Regions from separate parts of the Homo sapiens genome. Here region 2 is linked to region 1. Evidence: chromatin loops called from intact Hi-C (ENCODE). Cell type or tissue: heart left ventricle. All regions are shown on one strand. Links, peaks and the distances in the headings refer to the core of each region. The heading gives the core; the rest is flanking DNA.

What was found. Hi-C counts contacts between places; a loop is a spot of excess contacts. Peaks named below come from ENCODE experiments on the same cell type or tissue, not always from the same donor. Only the 100,000 strongest peaks of a DNase experiment are listed, where the experiment ranks them.
Region 2: it touches region 1 in a loop (3.0-fold over the local background); 38 of 110 quality-filtered maps call a loop at or near these places.

What each region holds. Positions count from the first base shown.
Region 1 is chr10:110,220,625-110,231,175 of GRCh38, reverse strand. MXI1 (MAX interactor 1, dimerization protein) reads right to left here. Exons shown (of 6, transcript NM_130439.3): 2 at 2,855-2,987. It overlaps LOC105378480 (a long non-coding RNA gene), which reads left to right and starts at 9,249. Exons shown (of 2, transcript XR_946315.4): 1 at 9,249-9,319; 2 at 9,642-10,551. RefSeq lists silencers at 3,732-3,801, 5,102-5,261 and enhancers at 4,702-4,771, 5,372-5,431. In heart left ventricle, for the core only: a CTCF peak has its summit at 4,984 (motif pointing right); DNase peaks (open chromatin) are centred at 3,845, 4,445, 4,915 and 5,275; H3K4me3 peaks cover 3,266 bases; H3K27ac peaks cover 3,343 bases.
Region 2 is chr10:109,889,363-109,899,913 of GRCh38, reverse strand. It overlaps XPNPEP1 (X-prolyl aminopeptidase 1), which reads left to right. Exons shown (of 21, transcript NM_020383.4): 4 at 6,839-6,902; 5 at 8,088-8,192. Among named protein-coding and RNA genes, the nearest start is that of XPNPEP1, 29 kb to the left of the region's middle. RefSeq lists an enhancer at 7,726-7,785. In heart left ventricle, for the core only: no CTCF peak of the experiment used is centred there; DNase peaks (open chromatin) are centred at 4,293, 4,663 and 5,233; H3K4me3 peaks cover 385 bases; H3K27ac peaks cover 6,337 bases.

The DNA.
Region 1 (10,551 bases), core at 859-8,858:
AGGCTGGTCTCGAACTCCTGACCTCAGGCAATCCACCTACCTCAGCCTCCCAAAGTGCTGGAATTACAGGCGTGAGCCACTGCACCCTGCCTAAAGTAACATTTTATCAGGCATATCATATAATACCTGAGAATATCAGGGGTAAAATAGTCAATCACCATTATATCTTAAAGATGCTACGATGTCAGAGAAACAAATGTCATTTTATAACATACATCAGTGTTCAAGATGTATAGTAATAAAATAACAGCTACTTCCACACTAGTAGCTTTTTGATCAGGAAAAAATAAGACATATATACTTATGAAGTCCATTCCTTTCCTTGTTTCAGATGATAAATACATGGAAATTTCTGTAAGTCTTCTAACTTTCTGCTTTATGTAACCAGCATAATAAAATCTCATTAAAATCCAATAGTAAACTTAAAATTAAGAAGAAGCCTACAGTGTCCTCTTTCAAATGGACCAACACTATTGTCCAAATACCCCAGTATTGGAATTTCTACCTCAGCTCTCCTTACTTCCATGAAGCAGGCATTTTAAATAAGTGGCAAAGGAGAAATAATTTCTAGTGTTTCATTTTAACATACTAGTTCTCTCTCATAAGCCCCAGCCCAAAACCCACACATTGGTGGATCTTGAGATAATATATTCTAAAATATATTTTTCTCTCTCTCTCTCTTTCTTGCTACTTATATTCCCATAAAAAAAGTATCTTCTCCTGTTTTAGGTGGTCTAATGTACACATATTCTCCTTTGGGCACTATCAGAACAATATGGCATGCTTGCAGTTTTACAAATTTTCCGACATGCTATGCTAAAACACAGTAATTAGCACTGTGGTCCCACACATAATATTAGAATCCTAACAGAGACACTAGCATGAAAGAGAAACATCACTTAGCCCAAACCCCAAGCTGAGCAAAGCGTAAGTCAACAGATGACTAAGAGTTTCTTATTAATGACCGGTAACATAATTGATAAAACTTAGGAATGTGCATCTTATTTATGCCTCTATAATCCTTGAGTTCCTAAAAATGTCACATCTGCAATGATGGGAGACATACTAAATTACTAATATAGTAACCAATCTCTAAAACTGTCAATAAATCAGAGTCATAGAAGTTCAGGAGAAGGAGGGACCTTGGTGAGACTCTAATGCATCTTATTTTACAGATGAATACAGTAAGGGATGGGAAATGTACTGAAATTATATACCTAATTTCTAGAAAATAGGAAAGGCTTAAATACTTGCAGCACGACAGAACCCAGGTCTAGTTTCCTATGTGTACTCTTCCTATGTCTCCAAGTTGAAAAAAAAAAGTTTTTTAATCTATGTGGATTGAAAGACACATAAATTCCTGAATAGGTCTTAATTCTTGATAGCTTAAACACTGAAACCGTAAGGGCAAGCAAATGTACATTTTTTAAAATGCTGTATATCATACTACATATTTTCATCTCAAATACACCATACTACAACAAAATCTCTAGACCCACACACAACACAGATAGTACATCAAGCTTATGGTTAATTATTTTTATAACTTAAGAAATTAAGTTTAAAAACTATATAGTAGTCTTAATGAAAAGAAGCTAAAAAAGGAAACGTGCAGCTCTATAGAGAAGTCAAAGGAGAAAAGTGAATCCTAGTTTTTCCTCGGTGATGTCTGAAATACAGAGTGGGATGATCCAACCTCATGAGTTCCAATTATTATCTGTAGAAGCCTCAGGCTTTCTGAATCAAGAGCCCCATTCTGACCCAATCTGCTGTCCCAAATGACTAACCAACCACCTGACTGAAGCTCCCCAAAGCCTTCAGGGAAATTTGGTTACCCAGGGATTGCTCTGTCCTCCTCAAAATGAATGTTTATTATATTCTCTAGACAAAGCTCTGGGAAACAGAAATAAAGGTCTCATTTAATTCCCCTTATCAATGGAAAAGGCAGCCATCTGTTAATCTTCTGTTAAGAAAGGCCTTTTGAAAACTTCCTATGAGATGAATCCTAGGAATTCACTGGCTCCCTAGAATAAAAACACCGAAGAGATAGCCACATACTACTCAAAAGTTTTCAAAAATGGAAGTCAGCTACATCTTAGTACATCTATTTTTTTCTCTTTTTGACACAAAGTTTCACTATGTCATCCAGGTTGGTCTTGAACTCCTAAGCTCAAGCAATCCTCCCACCTCAGCCTCCCAAAGTGCTGGAATTACAGGCGTAAGCCACTAGGCCCAGCCTTTCCAAGTACATCTAGACAAGTATATTTTTAAAGATCTATTCTGCTTGAAAGATAAACAGATTTTTTTTTCCTTTTTGCTTTAAGAGCCCACCAACCAATCCGATCTCATCATTTAAAGAGGCAAAACTTTCACAGCATGGTCTTCCCTTTTCTCCTTAAACAAATAACCACATCCGCTCACTACCAATTCTACCTAAATATTTTTATTCCTTTAACAAACCCTTGATTCTGCTTTATACCCTGCCAGACCTATTTCTGATTTTTTTTTTAATCTTCTTGGACTGTCCAAAACTTGGCCAGAATATTGAAAGCCAGCCCACGATTACTTTTAGCAGGTGGCTGCATGCATGGACACATGCTGCCAAGTCTCTCAACTTGGCATAGCCATCTTAATAATCCCAGCAAGAACTTCTTTGGTTGTCTTTCCAGATTATATTCCTTTCCTTCCATGCAAAACCAGGTTATGATTTCTAGACTTCATTATTTTAAAAGGGCCAAATCCCCAGGGTAGTGGTAAAGGAACCCATCAAGTGCTGCTCCTTCAGACTTGGGATTACAGGAGAAATGTGCTCCTTCCCTCCAGTTCCCTCTTCTAAGCGTTCCCAGCTTGCTACCTGTTGGCAGTGCTGGTGTTGCTGCTCCCGCTGCTGTGTTTCTGTGCCCGGCTCAACCTCCGTGGGGGCTTTGAATGCTGCAGTCGGGGGCTCGGCATGGACGGGAATGAAGAGGCGTAGCCATGTTCACACTCTGAAGAAAGCAAGAAAAAAAGATACGGTAAGAAGAATATAGTACCCAAATCCATTGACCCACAAATCCGAGGTCTTTGCAGTAACAGGTTTTTGAAAGCAGGAAAAGAGGTAAAATGTTTCCACTCTTTTTGGTTAGAAAATTAATGTCCCTCGCCTGGACATCAATCCTGTGACACCCCACCAGCTGGAAGGTGTTTTGATACCTCCTCTAAACCAAAGAGTTTATCCCCCCTTTCCAAAATCCTTCTCTCCCAAGAACTTGAGATTTCAGATGCTTTAGAACAAAAATTTTGTGACCAGTTACCATTCACCTCATTGACTTCGCTTGCCTCAAAAATTCCCCTTTACTTTCAACTCTCTCTGTTCTAAAGAGTCTCTTTAAGCCCAATATTTTTGTGTACTTCGAACAAGTCTTAGAAAGACATTTTCTCTCTCGACACCACAGTCTCCGAGTTCCTGGTCTTTCTGCGCCATCTCTACAGCCCCTTGGGCTGCCACCGCTAAAGGGACCCCATCTCATCACCCCGCAGGTATTCAAAGGCCCCTCTCCACCGGTTTTCCCCCGCTCAGTGTTCTCCCGGCCTCGTCCCTTCCCCTGACCCCCCCCAGCATCCGTGTTCCTCCTTCCTCTTATCTCCCAGCACCCTCTCCCGCTCCGGGGCCCTCCAAGCTTCTCCACGGTCACCCTCTCTCCAGCCCCAGACCGCCCTCTCTCCAACTTCCCTCCACCCGTCTCCTTCCCGCTCGCCGCACACCCACAGCCCCACCCTCCGTGCGCACCCTCGCACCTCCCCCAGCACCTGCGCGACCTCTCACACACGCCTCCACTCACGATCTCAGCACACACACCTCCCCACGCACGCGCGCCCCTCCCCGCACCCGCCCCTCCCACACGCGCACGCCCCTCCCACACGCGCACGCCCTTCCCGCACACGCCCCTCCCCCCCGCGCACCATCCCTCCCACGCGCGCACCCCTCACACACGCGCGACCCTCCCCGCACACGCGCGACCCTCCCCACACACGCGCGTGCCCCTCTCCTCACACGCCCCTCCCCTAACGTGCGCACCCCTGCCCTCACACACACGCATGGCCCTCCCCTCACACGCCCCTCCCCACACGCGTACGCCCCTCCCCTCACATGCTCGCACCCCTCCCCTCACATGCGCTCACCCCTCCCCTCACACACACGCGCGCGCCCCTCCCCTCACACCCGCGCGCCCCTCCCCTCACGCGCGCGCTCCCCTCCCCTCACACGCCCCTCCCCTCACACGCGCGCACCCCTCCCTCACACGCGCGCACCCCTCCCTCACAGGCGAGCTCCCCTCCCCTCACATGCTCCCCTCCCCTCACACACTCCTCCCCTCACATGTGCACGCCCCTCCCCTCACGCGCGCTCCCCTTCCCTCATACGCCCCTCCCCTCACGCGTGCGCCCCTCCCACACGCGCGCTCCCTTCCCCACATGCCCCTCCCATCACAAGCGCGCTCCCCTCCTTCACTCGCCCCTCCCCTCACGCGCGCGCTCCTCACACGCCCCCCTTACACGCCTGCTCCCCTACCCACACGCCCCTCCTCACACGCGCGTCCCCTCCCTCACACGCCCCTCCCCTCACACGCGCGCACCCCTCCCTCACACGCCCCTCCCCTCACACGCGCGCTCCCCTCACGCGTGCGCACCCCTCCCTCACACGCCCCTCCCCTCACGCGCGCTCCCCTCCCCACACGCCCCTCCCCACACACGCGCGCTCCTCTACCCTCACGCGCGCACACCCCTCCCCTCACATGCGCGCACACCTCACCTCATGCGCGCACCTCACACGCGTGCCCTCCCTTACCGGCCGCACCGCACTGCCGAAAAAGATTAGTAGCGCTCGGGCTCACGCAGCGGCGCCCAGCCATTACCTCGCTCCCGGCGCTCCAAAAACTCGGCAGCCTCCAGCAGACGCTGCACGTTGATCATCTTCACCCGCTCCATGGGCACCGCGGGTGGCGACCGGCGCCTCTCCGCACTCCCTTCTCGGGCCGACAGGAGGCGCCGCAGGCGGCTACGGCCGGGCGCCGTTCCGGAACATGTGCGACGGGCGGGCGGGCCAGCTCGGCCGCGGCTCGGCGCGCTCTCCGCCGCCCCTGCCGCCCCAGCCGCGCCAGCCGCGCCCGCCGTGCCGCGGGCAGCCCGCGCGTGGTTTGTTTACCTCTCCCCGCGAGCACGGGGGAGGGGCGGGAGCAGCGCCGGGGCCCGCCCCCTCCCGCCCCTGCCTCTGCCCCCTGGGAAATGTAGTCCCGCACCCGCCCGCGGCTGCCGGGAATCGTAGTGCACACGCCGTTTCAGGGCGCCTGCGTTCCGCAAGATTCGCAAAGGTCGTCGGAAGGTGTAGTCCCGCTGGGTTTCCTTTCCTGTCTCTAGGGAAGACTAAGAAGTTGCGGGACTTTGCTTCTGGGAGGGAAGAATTTTTTTTTCCTCCCTCCAGACACGATGTGGAATGGGAAGGATTTGAGCGAGCTGGGAGTCTACTCCCGGGGAAACTTGTTTCTCAGCGACTCCCTGCGGTTGCCCAGGGGCTGAGACATTCTTTATTCGAAGTATCATGTTCCAGTCCTCTATCTCCTACTTTCTCATGTAACTTATGTGCCTCAGTTTGCTCATCTGCAAAATAAGAAGAGTAACACACCTGCACCAACAGCGCACACAGAAACTGGAAAAGCCAAAATTGCTGTTCAAAAACGAGGGATGATTTCATCAGAGAGGGTTTCCATGAAGCCCTTCTTCCACCTCAGCTTCCACACAGACAAGTAGTTACTTTTTTCTTTAATCTTACTTTTTAAAACTTTCTCCTCTCCTCACTAGTGCTTTTAGACGCCAGAAAATTCTCCCTGGTGCGGAACAGTTTGGTTCAAATCCTGACTCTGCTACTTACACTGAGACCTGTGTGAACTCTTCCAGCCTCATTTTCCTTATGTATAAAATGGATATGATCATATCCACGGCGTTGAGGGCGTGCCATGTGCCAGGCACTGTACTAGACTTAGTTTGCATAGTAAGAGAGAAACGGACGCAGACCTGCTCTCGAGGTTTGTGTATTCAGTAGTGCTTTTTGCAAAGATTAAATATAATAATTCCAGCACTTAGTATATACTAGGCACTCAGTAAATAGAAGCGATGATGATGTTTTCTCTTATGCTCTCCTCTGTAGCTAAAAAGGAAGTTAGAGAGCGGAGACCACATTAAAAGACTACCACTGGCCGGGCACAGTGGCTCACGCCTGTAATCCCAGCACTTTGGGAGGCTGAGGTGGGCGGATCACCTGAGGTCAGGAGTTCGAGACCAGCTTTGCCAACATGGTGAAACCCTGTCTCTACTAAAAATACAAAAATTAGCCGGGCATGGTGGCGGGTGCCTGTAATCCAAGCTACTCGGGAGGCTGAGGCACGAGAATCGCTTGAACCCGGGAGGCGGAGGTTGCAGTGAGCCGAGATCACGCCACTGCACTCCGGCCTCCAGCCTGGGCAACAGAGCAAGACTCAGTCTCAAAGAAAAAAAAAAAAAAAAAAAGCCACTGACTGCTCATTCATGGCCACTCTCTTTCTAAGTCCTCCACCTAAAAAATCCTCAAAGTCTAGACCAGGGTTTCTCAACTTTAGCATCATTGACATTTTGATCTGGGTAATTCCTCCTTGGAGCAGGAGCTCTGTTCCGTGCTTTGCAGGATGTTTAGGAGCATCCCTGGCCTCTACCCACTAGATGCCAGTAGCACACCACCACCCCTCAGGTGTGACAACCAAAAATGCCTCTAGACATTGCCAAATATCTCCTGGGGCACAAAATCCCTCCCCTGTCCCCCAGTTGGGAACAAGGGATCTAGGGAGAGGAAGAACAAGAGAATCGTACTTGAATGCTCTAGGAACAAGCTGGGAACCGTGCAAACATACCCATAACTTTTTTCCACCCCAATTATATTAACCTGCTGCTTGACATCACATCCAAAATAACAGGAAGCTCCTGGTGAGGGGGGAGTTTCCCCCTCCCGTGGTCATTCCATTGGCTCCTGCAGAAAATACCATCTTGAGATGGAAATCTTACCCTCTTAAAAATGTTATCGGCTTCATGCTGCATTTTAATATACCTTTCCCTCATACCTTTTGTTTTCTTACCTTTCCCTCATACCTTTTGTTTTCTTTTTTCTTTTCTTTTTTTTTGGTAAAGTGAACAAAATCTCCAGTGAGGTCACAAGCTGCAAAATTCTGCCAGTCCTTTTAAATATTACACTTGGCACCACATTTAAGACCAAATAGACGTTCCATCAAATGCAAGCAGACCCAAAATGAGAGGTGTTCGCAAGCCACAGAAGAACTTTTTTTTTTTTTTGTAAAGGCTTTCAAAAAGGGACTGTTCTTTTAGCTCTTGACTAGGTCGTTTTGGATCTGGACTTTCCCAGGTCATTTTGGATCTGGACTTTCCCACTGGGTGTTGGTAACAACCTCCCTTCACCCTCAACAAGGGCCATGTTGGGTAGGGGTGGGACTGGATTATTTTAAAGAAAATACCATTCATTTAGAACATCTGTTAGTTGAGGGTAGAATTTATTTATTTTTTATTTATTTATTTATTTATTTTTTGAGACGGAGTCTTACTCTGTCACCCCAGCTGGAGTGCAGTGGCGCGATCTCGGCTCATTGCAACCTCCACCTCCCGGGTTCTCCTGACACAGCCTCCCAAGTAGCTGGGGTTACAGGCGCCTGCCACCACGCCCAGCTAATTTTTTGATTTTCGTAGAGACAGGGTTTCACCATGTTGGCCACACTGGTCTCAAACTCCTGACCTCGTGACTCGCCCACCTCAGCCTCCCAAAGTGTCCCTGGCCAGGACAAATACAACTCTACTTTTCTCAATAGGAGGTAAACTTGTGTGACAAGCAATCAAGAAAAGTAGTACAAACTGAAAATATACATGAATTCAAGATGGCTTTAATTCCAGAGGTCACAGAACCATAGCTGGTTAGGAAGAGATGGCTACATGCAAGAGGCCTGGGGCCTATGCATGGCCTTTCACAGTTGACCTCCAGGTGAACTAACCTAGAGCCCTTCTTCTAGAGCCATGGCCAAGAGGGAGATGAGGACATGGAAAGTAGAGCGAGACTCACCAAAAGGCCACCTGCATTGAAGAAGGGGAGAGATGATGATCATGGTGGGCAGTATTAAGGGCTGGTTCATGTACAGAAATCTCCAGCCTTTTCTAAAAGCAATTGAAGTGCCACTTCCTTCTCCCTGCGCTGGCTGCCTCCTGGAGTCCTTCCTTGGACATCAGCTATAAGGGCCTCTCCAGCACAAAGCTTAGGGCTCTATCCACAGGAAAGTAATGCTACCCACAAACCATCCCTCAGCAACAGTCTCAGCCCGGAGGAACCCAGAGGCAGCCATAGCCTTTCTTTTGTTCCGATGAACTAGTTTGCACTACAAATGCAGATGGGGAAACAGGAAAAGCAAGGCTTCCAAAGTCTACTGACATAAGAACCTGGAATCCTACCCATAGTCTCTGTTCTGTCCTCTCCCTAAAGTATATCTCTCTCTCAAGGGAGTCATTTGAAAATGGAGAAAGTCCCCCAGAATACCCCAGGCCTATAACGATCACAGCCACGGATGGGGACAATCTGCCTTCTGAAGGAAGCAGGCAAAGCCCTCAATTCTTAAGGGTCCTTTCTCAGCACAGTTTACTTAGTGACAATTTCCAAGTGATTTATTGCAGATTCATAAACAATGGAGGCTGATGTGTTGTATCTTTTCTTCAGGGAGGCGAGATGGGGAGAGAGGAAGGGGCCATGAGGTTAAGTTACAAGTCCAAAGTTACTGTGTTGATGACACCTTGCACTTAGGAGAACTTCCCTGAAACTGCAAAGTGTTTACTGAGTAGGGCACTGTTTTCTGCAATTATCTTTAAGGATGGGCGTTTTCAAATAATCAACACTGGGGACACGGGAGGTGAACTCTAAGCTCTTAAATGAGAACCGTTAACAGTTATACATTTTTCCATCTCCCATCCCAAAATGACTACTGCAGCCTCCTCCCCTCCTCTTCCCCCAGAGCCCAGAAACGTGAAGAACAGCAGAAAACCTTTCCCTCGCCCAGTGAGTCAGCCTTGCCTAAGTTCATGCGTAAGCTCTCCTCAAGTCAGCGGCAGCTCAGAGCTGCGGGTCTGTGTGCAGCCGAGATAAATTTGGGTCTAGAAGGGATGACGTAATGCTAAACCCGAGAGGTAGCTGCCGCCTCCCAGGGCTCCTGTCGCCAGGGCTGCCGGCTGACATCCCAACCACACGGAAACGCACCAAGCGACTCAGGTGCTGCCCGAGCTGGGGAGAAAGGGAAAGGACATGGGGTGGGGGGAACGCCAGGGGGAGGCAGTGTTTATCTGAGACGGCTGAATCTGGAAGTTTGTTGCTTTTTAACTCCAGTTTTACTGGTGAGATCAGACCACTGGCAAATGCTCAAACAGCTGCACTTGACTTCCATCCTGACCCATCTCTTCCCTCTTAGAAAAGGGCTTCTTACATTTTATTAAATGGCCCTTATTACAGCAGCCTATTTCAGTGATTATAATGGATGTGTTAATCTCTCAAATGTCCTTTTCCTTCTTTTTTGCATGAACTTGGATCCAAGAAGACATCTGCATTGCAGGACTCAATTAACATGCACATCTAAGCGGCTTGCTTACTTTGGAGCACCCCACTTGGGGTGACACCAGGGTGCTACTGATAAGGTATTTGGGAGGATTTTGCTAGGGCCATGCCAAGTGAATATTTCCCCAAATAACATTTCAAGGTTTATGTCATAGAAGTTTGTGTCATTAAGCTTGTTTCTCAATACAGTCCCCATTTTTCACTTGAGAAAGCTGAGGCTCAGAGAGGTATGGTAACTTGCCCAAGGCCAACAGCTGTCTATCAAACTGATGGAATAAGGGTTAGAACTCAGGCTTTTTTAAACCCGTGGGGCCCATTCCTTTAAATATCAAGACGAAGTTGCATTCCCAAAGGATCCAAATGCTGTTTTTTTCTGTTTATGGTTCATTCTTCCCCAAGGAAAGGTTGCCATCAGAGTCAACTCCTTCACTCCTGGTGATGACCGCAAACCTTGGGCCCAACCTCACCCTTCCACTATAATTAAAAGACCACCACAGGAAACAATCTTTGTTGTGCCGAAGTAGTTTTCTTCATTAGAAATGCCTCCCAAATACTTTTCAACATTTGTTAGTGTAAACACATTTTATTCTTTAATTTGTGCCTGTAATCATTTATGCTGGTAGATTTTGTGACTTTCAGCAATATCTGGCAAATAACCTGGTCAGCCACGGTGTGTTATTGTTTTGAAGCACTGTTCAGTTCCAAGAGTTGATATTTTTGTTTAGGATTTCTGCATCTATATTTGAAAGCAAAAGTAAACTGTATTTTTTGTTGTGTTTCCTAGATGTTGGTATTGCAATAGTCTGTTCTTTCAAAGTTAGATGTAACTTGTTTTTAAGGCCTTCTCCTGCTGCTAAGAGGATGCCCCACATTCTTGCCAAAGCCCTGGGTAA
Region 2 (10,551 bases), core at 1,208-9,207, 330 kb after region 1:
GGGCACCACTTGCCTCAAAGCAGGAGAATCCTTGGTTGGAGTCAGAGCTGTGCCAGCACTGCCTTTTAGAAATCTTGATTCCTCATCCTCCTCATCCGTAGACCCCATATTATGTTGTTGGGCTTGGCTTAGTCAAAGGGTGATGTTTTGTCAGGGACTGACTCTGCCAATGTGAATTTTTGGCTTTGTTTGTGGTTCCTCCTCCTGGAAGACATGATTCAGATTTTCCTAAACTCTTTGGACCCTACTCCATTCTCCTGGAGTCAGCTTCCTGTTTTGTTTTGTATTTCATAAACAGGCTTTCTCTTGGGGTGGGGTTAATGATTTTTATCCCACAGTGATTTTATCTGTTGTGTTAGAATAATGCTAGCTGTGGTAACACATCTCGAAGTTTCAGTGGCCTGGTATTGTAAAGCCTTATTTCTTATTTCATGTAGCAGTATAGAGTGGGTGTTCCTGGTTGGTGGGGGACTTCCCTCTACCTTGAGGGAAAGTGATTCAGGGATCTAGGCTCTTCCATCCCATAGTACCACCATTTTAGCTGGTGGAAGGGGACAGAGTATGGACAGGGCACACTCATTTGTTAGAGCCCCGACCCAGGTATCACCTCTCACCCACATTTCATTGGTAAGAATAAGTCATGTGACCTCACCTCAATGTAATGAGGCATGGGAATGAAGGCCTGGCTGGGCAGCTACTTTCCAGTGACTCTTCTACACTAAGGAAGGAGCACAAATCTTTGGACAACTGTCAGTTTTTCCCACATACCCTGACTTGGTTTCATTTAGGAGAGAAAAAAATGCCAATAACTTATATTTGGAAACAAGGAGTCCACATCTCCATTCACAGTCTAACTTTTGGTACTTCCTGTGGACCGATGGCCATTTATTCATTCAGTTTCAATTTTCTTGAGAACCTTGTATATTTGAGGCACAGTGCCAAGCTCATGGCTGATGGGAGAAGAGGGTCAGGGAAGGGGAAAGATGTCACGCTAATGTGGACTCTAGTAACTTTAGTCATGCTTATCTTGGCAGTCAGCTGTCAGCTTTACTTGGCAAGTTCCATCGGCATGTGACCAGCCATGTTGATCCCTCTTCTTAAAACCCAGCTCTGGTCATGTCACCACCCTCTCTTCAACTTTTAGTGTCTCTCTAGAACTTGCAGGATAAAGTTCAAGCCTCTTAGTCTGGTGTTTGAGGTCTTTGACTATTTGTCTTCAGACGGCCTTTACAGAAATCTCTGCAGCTGCTCCCTTGAACTTCTTGCCCCTGCCATTAGGCTAATTGGGTGTCGCCTCATGACAGGCCTCTTGCCTCTTGCTTCTGGGCCTTGTCACACCTTTCCCTCTGGACTGTTTTCCTGCTCTCTTCGCCTATCCTTGGTGGCCCAGTCAAACCTCTGAGCTTGGTCTGATGGATCTAAGGCACATCTGAGCATCCTTTAAACTATAGCAAATACCACACTGCATGTTCAGCATCGTTTATATGGCTGTTTATTAGTGTTAATATTTCATGGAATATCTGTCTACTATTGCCGATTGTCCACTTCGAGAAGATAGTTTCTTATGTTTGCTATAGAGTCAAGCTCGGTGCAGTTCATAGCAATAAGTGCTGCAGTTCATCAGATGTTCGGCATGCGCTAATTGCTTTATGTCACACCTCAACCCTTCAAGGTGGGCATTATGTTCATCCCCATTTTACAGATGAGGAAGTTGAGCCCCAGGTTCACCCAGCTAGTAAGTGGGGAACCAGGCTTGAACAGAGTTCTAACTGCTGGTTGTAGGAGATGTCTATTCTGTGGCTGATGAAAGTAGAGGTAAGTGCAGCATACACCTCGTATTCCTTGTTCCCTCAGAATTTATAATCCAATTGTGAGACTAGATGTGTACAACTTCTGTACAAAAGTAGAAGAGGTTGCTTGGCAGCTTGCAAGGGTATGGGCTTTCGAAAGTCAGACCTGAGGCTGGGTGCAGTGGCTCATGTCCATAATCCCAGCACTTTGGGAGGTCGAGGCAGGCGGATCACTTGAGGTCAGGAGTTCGAGACCAGCCTGACCAACATGGCAAAACCCTGTCTCTACTAAAAATACCAAAATTAGCTGGGTGTGGTGGTGGGCGCCTGTAATCCCAGCTACTTGGGAGACTGAGGCATGAGAATCGCGTGAACCTGGGAGGTGGAGGTTGTAGTGAGCCTAGATTGCGCCACTGCACTCCAGCCCAGGCGACAAAGCAAGACCCCATCTTAAAAAAAAAAAAAGTCAGACCTGAGTTCAGATCTTGGTTCTGCCATTTACTGTGGTGTTACCTTGGGGAAGTTAGTTATTTCTCTAAGCTTCATTTTTTTCATCTGTAGATTAGCGAGGGATGATACCTTCCAGGGCTGCTGTGAGGATTAGAATGAGAGGAAATGAATACAGTTATTGACTAGTAGGTGTTGAGACAATAATAAACAATACAGACTAAATAATCTTAGCTAACATTATTTGTCAGCATTATCCAAGGTAGGGTATGGATAAGTGCCAACATGGATGGTCCTGTAAAATTCAGAAATGTGGGAGCCTCTGAAAGCTGAAGTGGGTCAGGAAGCTTCATGGAAAAGGGAGCACTTGAACCAGATTTTTGAGAGATGACTAGCTTTTTTTTTTTTTGTAGTTTACAGATGCTTTATTTGGCTATGTATTGTTTATATTGTTGGAATTAGATGCCAACATTTAAAAATTGGGTAATTTCTCATGAACCCATATTTCTGGCTTCTTCTGAAATATTGAAGGTTAGCAACATGTGGCCTGCATTTCAGAAATCAGAGCTGAGTAGGAGCTGCTGTCTTTAGAAAAGATATCCTTTGTCCTGTACCCTGAGGTATTTGAATTTGAAACCCCATTTATAATCCCTTACGATCTTTTCCCCATTAGATAATGTATTAGTTTCCTATCACTGCTATAACAAATTACCACAGTGACTTAAAACAAATTTATTCTCTTATGGTTCTGGAAGTCTGAAGTCTAAAATGGGTCAGCAGGGCTATGTTACTTCTGCAGGCTCCAGGGAGAGTCCATTTCCTTGCCTTTTCCAGTTTCTGGAGGCCACCTGCATTCCTTGGCTCATGGTCCCTTCGTCCATCTTCGTAGATATGGTTGAGGTTTTAACTGGATGTAGGGAAAAGCTTCATGTCTCTTTCTGCTTGTTCATTTATAATACAAATGTGGGTTGAGGATCTAGTCACCTGTGCTGAGTGCAGGGACAGGACAGATACCCTGATCTCATGGAACTTATATGCTTGGGGTTAAGATGGGGGTTGAGGAACAAGACAATAAACATATAAAAAGTTCATTAAGAAGAGAAACATTGCCCAGCATGGTGGCTCTTGCCTGTAATCCTAGCACTTTGGGAGGCTGAGGCAGGCTGATCACTTGAGCCCAGAAGTTCAAGGCCAGCCTGGCAACGTGGTAAAACCCCGTTTCTACAAAAAAAAAAAAAAAAAAGGTGTGTGCCTGCTGTAGTCCCAGCTATTGAGAAGATTGAGGTGGGAGGATTGCTTGAACCTGACAGGTCAAGGATACAATGAGCCATAATTGTGTCACCACACTCTAGCTAGGGTAACAGAAGGCGATCCTGTCTCCAAAAGAAAAAAAAAAAAAAAAAGACAAATATCTAGAGTATGTGTGTGCTATACAGAGACTTAAAAGTGGCCAGGTGGCTATTATAGCTGGGTAGTACAGGTAGGCCTCTCTGTAGAGGTGATATTTGATCTCAAATGTAATGATGAGAAGGACCTAGCCATACCATGATCAGAAATACTTTTATAGGCACAAGGAAGCACATGTGCCAAGGCCTTGAGGCAGGAATGAGCTCAGGATATGCAAAGAGCAGAAAGGAGGTGGGTGTGTCTGGAGCATGGTGAATGGGAGCAGAGCTGCAAGAGGACTGGCAAAGTCAGATCAGCTGGTACCTTGACTGGGCCAGAGTTTGGATTTTATCTTAAATATAATAGGAAGCCATTGGAGGGTTTTAAGGAGGTTGCTAACATGATCTTAGATATTTGGAAAAGCTCACTCTGAGTGTATGTGCAGAGTGGATTGTAGGGGCGGTAGTCCAGGTAGAGATGATGGAGGCTTGGACTGAGTGCTGCTATTAGAAATGGAGAGAAGTGGGTGGTTTTGAGAAAAAGCCAGCAGCTGTGCTTCTTTGTGCCTTTTTCCTAGCATGCTACAGCTTTGGTTTATTTTAGGCCCTATGCTGTGTTCTAAGGAGACCGCCCCTGGGCGTTGCCAGCTTCATGCCTGGGAGAAGGAGAGTGACAGCCCTGGGCCCAGTGCTTGTCTGGCTTCTGCATAGCCTGTCAGTGTGGAGGTGAGGCTGTGGCCAGCCTTGCTTAGCAATGTCTTTCTGGAATGTTGACCACTTAGGTCATGTCTGGACATTCTTACCCCAGACCTTGTCTCCATCCCAAACTAAACATGTCCATTTGCTGTTAATTCCACCTCCCTTTGGAGGAACTCTTTCCTTGCCTTTGCTGATGGAGAAGTCTAGGTAAACCCTGCGGATCTTCCATCTCTCCCAAGCTTGCCCAGAAAGGGGTGGGGCATCCCTAGAGTACTATGTCCCTGAATGGAAGAGTCCAGCCGGGCTCAGACCTGCACTGCATTCTCTGCCAGTCTTTGCCAGTATCTTCACCCTGTGTCACGGGTGGAAGAGCCCCAAGCCTGTGGCGTCATGTTGGTGGAGAGTGCCCTCACTGTGTATTCCCCATTGTGCGCAGTGATTTTTAGCACAAGAGTTATTTTTAACTTAGTTTTCCCAGCCCCTTAGATGTCTTCTCACTGTTTAGGAAGAAGAGATTAATAATATCTCTTCCATTGCATATGTGCAGCACTTTCAAGTTTCTGGTGAGTTTTGAAAGACATTAACTTACTGTTTCTCACAAGAGTCCTAGGAGATGTGTGGGCCACCCTTCCCCCCGTTGTTACTTTTTAATAAAAAGTCTTGCACACAGTAATTACTCGGTTAATAAACAAGTGAGGATTCTGCAGTTCCTAAACGATGCTGGTGGCCATTTCTTTCTATTTCCTTAGTGCTGTTGACCGAATGTTCTTTATGCTTTAGGAATAAAACGTGCTTGCTGTTGCATTTAGCAATCTGAAATGACCTGTCTTAGAGATGAGGAAATGAGGCTGAGAGAGCTGCCAGGACTTGTTGCAGACTATGCAGCTGGGCCTGGGCTAGTGGGCAGGTGGCCCAGAGCTGCTTTATCCTGCCATTGTGGTTCTCTATGCTGGCCCTTCTAGTATCTCCCTGGAGGCTGGTTTGAGGCTGTGATTGCCGGTGCCTTGGTGAAAGAGGCAGTCCTTTTTTTTTTTTTTTTTAATTTTTGTTTTAATTTTTTGAGACAAGGTCTCACTCTGTTGCCTAGGCTGGAATACAGTGGCACAATCATGCCTCACTGTGCAGCCTCAACCTCCCGGGCTCAGATTATCCTCCCACCTCAGCCTCCTAAATAGCTGGGACTACAGGCACGTGCCACCATGCCTGGCTAATTATTGTATTTTTTGTAGACATGAGGTTTCACCATGCTCCCAGGCTGGTCTCGAGTTCCTGGGCTCAAGCAGTCCTCCCACCTCAGCCGCCCAAAGTGCTAGGATTACAGGCATGAGCCACTGTGCCTGGCTGAAAGGGGTAGTTCTTAACCATATAGCAGGAAAGGAACATGAGGGCCTTTTCCCCCTACATCATGTTGACTGTCCTAAAAATGCCTTGGGTCTGGCCAGCAGCCCCATTCCCCACCCTAAACTTTCTTAACCTTGCCAGGTCCTTTGGCTTGGGAGAATCCTGGTAACTGCAGAAGGAGCAGCAGCTCTGTACTCAGGCAGGCCTGGCTTTGGATCCTGACCTACTATTAACTTGTAAGTGGGCAGCTTACTTAAAGATTCTCTCTTTGAACCTCAGTTTTCTCATTTGCTATTGGTCTTATCCTAGAGAGTGATGAGGGCGAGAGATAAAGTGTCATGCATTGGCAGCCTGGCATAGGGCTTCAGAGTCCAGACTCTGGAGTTGACTGCTTAGGTTCAAATCCTGCCTCTGCTACTTAATTAGCTGTGTGATTTGGGGCAAGTTACTTAAACTCTCTGTGCCTCACTGGCTATTACCAGAAGTTGCACACTTTGACTTGTACCCTTTGCCCACGCGTAAGAATTTCTTACTTTCTTCACTCCCTAACCCCTTCCATACAGAGGCAAGGGGATTATCAGCTGAGAAGACCTTGGTTTTGGACATGACATTTTATTTTGCTGAAGCCTCCTGGATTGGATGAAGCGTTTCCGCTCACTCTGTAGCAGGAAGGGACAGGGTCTGCATGGGAGAGATTGGTGATGCTACCTCAGAGGAGGACCCAAACAGGAAGTTTGGAAACAAGTCAGTATCTACAGAAACTTAAGTTAGGGAATTGTTGGTGCTTAACACAGAAATTCAGCCTTACTTTTCAGAAAAATAACAGATGCCTAAATGTCAGTGGCAAGGAGGGGAGAAGGCTATTATTGGTTTGATTTTTGAGTAAGATCTCAGTGAAGAAAGAGCAGTTTTTATCTGTTTCTCCTGATGTGCTTTGGTTCTCCTAATGAGGAAATAGAGGCTAAAGGGAACAGCTCTCTCTGCCCTTAATTAATTCAATCTTCTGCAGTGTGTGCTAATCTGTTGTTTTCAGCTAGACTGTTGGCTTCTTGAGGGCGGGGGCCAAGGATTCCCCAGTCTTCATAGTCCCCGCTGAGCCTAGCACAAGGCTAAGCAGGCAGAACAGTCTGCTCATGACTGATCGAGGCCCACTTTGTTGTCATCTTTGTTTTCCAGAGTGAGTATATTGCTCCATGTGACTGTCGGCGGGCTTTTGTCTCTGGATTCGATGGCTCTGCGGGTGAGTCACTACTTTTTCTCTGTTCTTGCTGCACCTTTGTTCGCCTCCTAAAAATAACTGAACCGAGTTTCAGCCTGTGATATAGAAGCAAAAAGAAAATGCAAACCAGATGCTCCACATTGACTCTCTGCAGAAAGGTGTGGGTTCCCAGTCTTTCCCTGCTCCCCAAGGTCACCTTTCAGTAACCCTTTTTATTCCTCTCTGTATCTTTGCTTCAAAGTTTTAACAATTTTTATTTTTAAAAAGTTTTTGAACTTTTTATTGAATATAACATACATATAAAAGTTCTATCAATTAAACTGAATATACCTGTGTTACTAGCACCCCAAATAAGAAATGAGACTTTAATATAGTTTCAGAACCTCCTCTCTTAGCTTATTGGTCCCAGATAATTCTCCCAAGTGCTTGGCTTTTGGTTTCTGTTTTCACTCTTGGCTTAAATAACAAAGGTTAACTCTAAGCTGCATTGGTGTTCCTCAAAACCATTATGCCTTTGAGTTTTAGGGTGGACTCCCCACTTCAGGTTTGTTCTCTAAAGCAAGCTGGACAAGGTGGGAGCTCCCCTCCCCTCATGGTTAGCATGCTGCTTCCTTTGGCGTAAGTGCTTGTGTTGGTTGGCGCATTAGGATTGGCTTTGGCTGACACCTCTGCCAAAACCCCAAGTTCTGCCAGGCCTGTGGGAACGGAGGGCAGATAAAGGTAGGAGGCATAAGCTTCCTGCTAGTGACCACAGCAGGAACACTCATAGGGCCCACTTGGTCTTTCTCCAGGAAAGGTGAAACAGCTCCCCTGGGGTGTCTGGTGGAGCAGAGGAGTGGCTGTAATTGCTGAGCAGGAACCATCCCTCCCTGTGTCTTGTTGATTATACGAGACCACTTTGGCCATAGGTCTACAGTTCTCCATTCTCTGTTCTTGACTCATACTGTGCAAGTGGAGTCCTTTTTGTGCAGGGACCAGTGCCAGGTAGCTTGGGTCTCAGGACTGTTCTTTCAGAGCTTGACACACAGCTTGTTTTCAGTAGTGTGGTCTTCTCTTGCCCAGAGGTTTCTTTGGAGTCAAGGACCCATCTGCCCCACTAGGAGCTGATGCCTCTTACTGCTCTTGCCTGTCTACTGTCATTTTGTGCAGCTTCTGAGCAGTTGTTAGAAACCTTTCTTCTTCTTTTTTTTTTCTCCCCTGCTTCAGGCACAGCCATCATCACAGAAGAGCATGCAGCCATGTGGACTGACGGGCGCTACTTTCTCCAGGCTGCCAAGCAAATGGACAGCAACTGGACACTTATGAAGATGGGTGGGTACAGGCATGGCTAGCCCAAACTTAGTTGGCCTGATCTGGGCAGGGATCCTAGAGGTCCTCAGGACTCCTGGATCTTAATCCTTTTATGCAGTCATGGACCCTTTTGAGAATCCAAGGAAAACTGAGAAAAAAAAAAATGGCATGCCTATACATACGTACCAATGTGCATTCAATTTTGGAGGACGCTGGTTCAGGATACTTATTTTACTGAGGGGAAACTGAGGGCTAGAGAGGACAGTTGATTTGCTGCAGATCACATTGCTGTGCATTTCACTCCTGTACTGGGGGCCTTCTACTATTTGCTGCCTCATGATTCAGAGTGAGATAAAGGCAAGGAGTCATTGGCAACAGAAGCCAGAAAGCTTTCCCCTGAGGCTCTCTCTGAGGATCTTGGATTTGCTTCTGGAAGCTTAGCTCTGGAGAAGAGCAGCATTCAGGACAAGCGAACAGGTCTGGAACTTGCTTGGGCTAGTCGCTTCACTTGAGTGCTTTAGTTTCCTCATCTGTAAAATGGGTTAATCACAGTAAGTAACATATAAAGTGGTGAGAATTAAAGCATTACTATGTGGAAAGCATATAGATCAATGTTTATTGAATAATGTGTGTATATACTCTGTGTTTTCATTTAATTTTCTGCCGTGTGTACTTTCCTGTCATTAAAATAGTCTTTAGAAACACGGTTTTAGGGACTGTACAAAGTCTTTGCTTCCTGAATTTTGAACTTGGAGAACAGAAGATAAGGAAGGGCCAAGTGAGAAAGAGAAGATGAAACAAAATACCTGATGCTTCTTGTTTGTTGTAGGAAATAATGAGGAAAGAAAATAGTCCTCAGACTCACAGCAGGAAACAGAGGACTAGACCATGACCTTGAGATCCAGGCAGCCAGCTGACTGAGGGGTGTGTGCACTCAGGTGTATGCCACACACCCTCCACATACACACACATGTGTTCTTTGTCTTAGGGAGGAACAAGGAACATTTTTGTCTTGGCATTGGATTAAGTTTCTATTTCTCAAAAATCATTTCATAAATATAAAAACACCAAAGCTACAGATTGTTGCCTGTTGCTGCAGTTGATTTCTCTTTCCCTTTCTCTCTCTCTCTCTCTCTCTCTCTCTCTCTCACACACACACACACACACACACACACACACACACACACACACAAAGGCAGGCATTTGAAGCTGGCTGTTATAAATGGACAAGCTAGTGGCCTTTAAATTTTTTTGTTTGTGTGCTTCTGTTAATGGGAGTCAAGCACCCGCAACATGTATGTATGTTTGTTTATTTGTTATTTATATGTGCTAGTGTTCCTCTATATTCCAAATATCAAAAACTAACTTTGTAATTTCTTTATAAAAAATAAATACAAATAGAAGCTCTGTTACTTTCTTCTTGCACCCAGTAGATCATTGTGTCCCCCTGGGGAGCAGGCATCTCTCTTTGGGGCCCACGGATTCCAGCTCTTAAGTCTGTTAGCATTTTGGGGGTCAGAGGCGCAAACACTGCCTGCCTGTTCCTTAATGTAGGTATGTGGCAGCAAGGGGGTGGCAGAGGGAGTGAGTCCTCCTCTCCTCCAGGCTCCTTCCTAGTTTCCTCAGTCGAGTCTTCTGTGTAGGGAGATTCTGGTGGGTTTGGTTGGCCAGTGAGTGATTCATCCCTGGGGTTTTGCCGAAGATCTGTCTGCTAGGAAATGACATGACTTCATCCTGTGAAAGTTATATTATGTAGTGTACTAGGGCATTAGGAGAAACTGTATTAATAAGTGGCTTGTTTAGTGGTTTGAAAAAAAATAGGAAAGAATCAAATAGCAGAATGAAACTCAATGTCAGCTTCTAGGCAGTTTTTTAGAATTGGAATTCATGAGCTTCTTTCTTTATAAACCTTTGCACTTCCCTTCTATGGTTATGTGGTTGTATCAGTAGTCAGTAGAGAAAATAGTAAAGATAAGTTTCTACTGTTTTAGAATATGTGAACTTTTACTCTAAATATATGTATATTTTATCAAGATGTTAATTGTTTGGCCAAAACCTCATTGGTTAAAAAAAGTATACATTTCAAAGATAACTGGCTAGATATGGAAGGTGTTGGCTTAGATTAAAGGAAAACTGGACTATAGAAGTAATTTTAGTTCTATTCTGGAGGCTGATATAGTGTCCTATGACTAGCGTCTTAGAAACAGAAAGGGCTGTCTCATCCTGGGAGTTGGGGAACCCAGAGGCTCATGTTAAAGGCAACAGGATGGCCAGCACTTTGGGAGGCTGAGGTGGGAGGATCACTTGAGGCCAGGAGTTCAAGACCAACCTGGCTAACATGGTGAAACCCCGTCTTTACTAAAAATACAGAATTAACTGG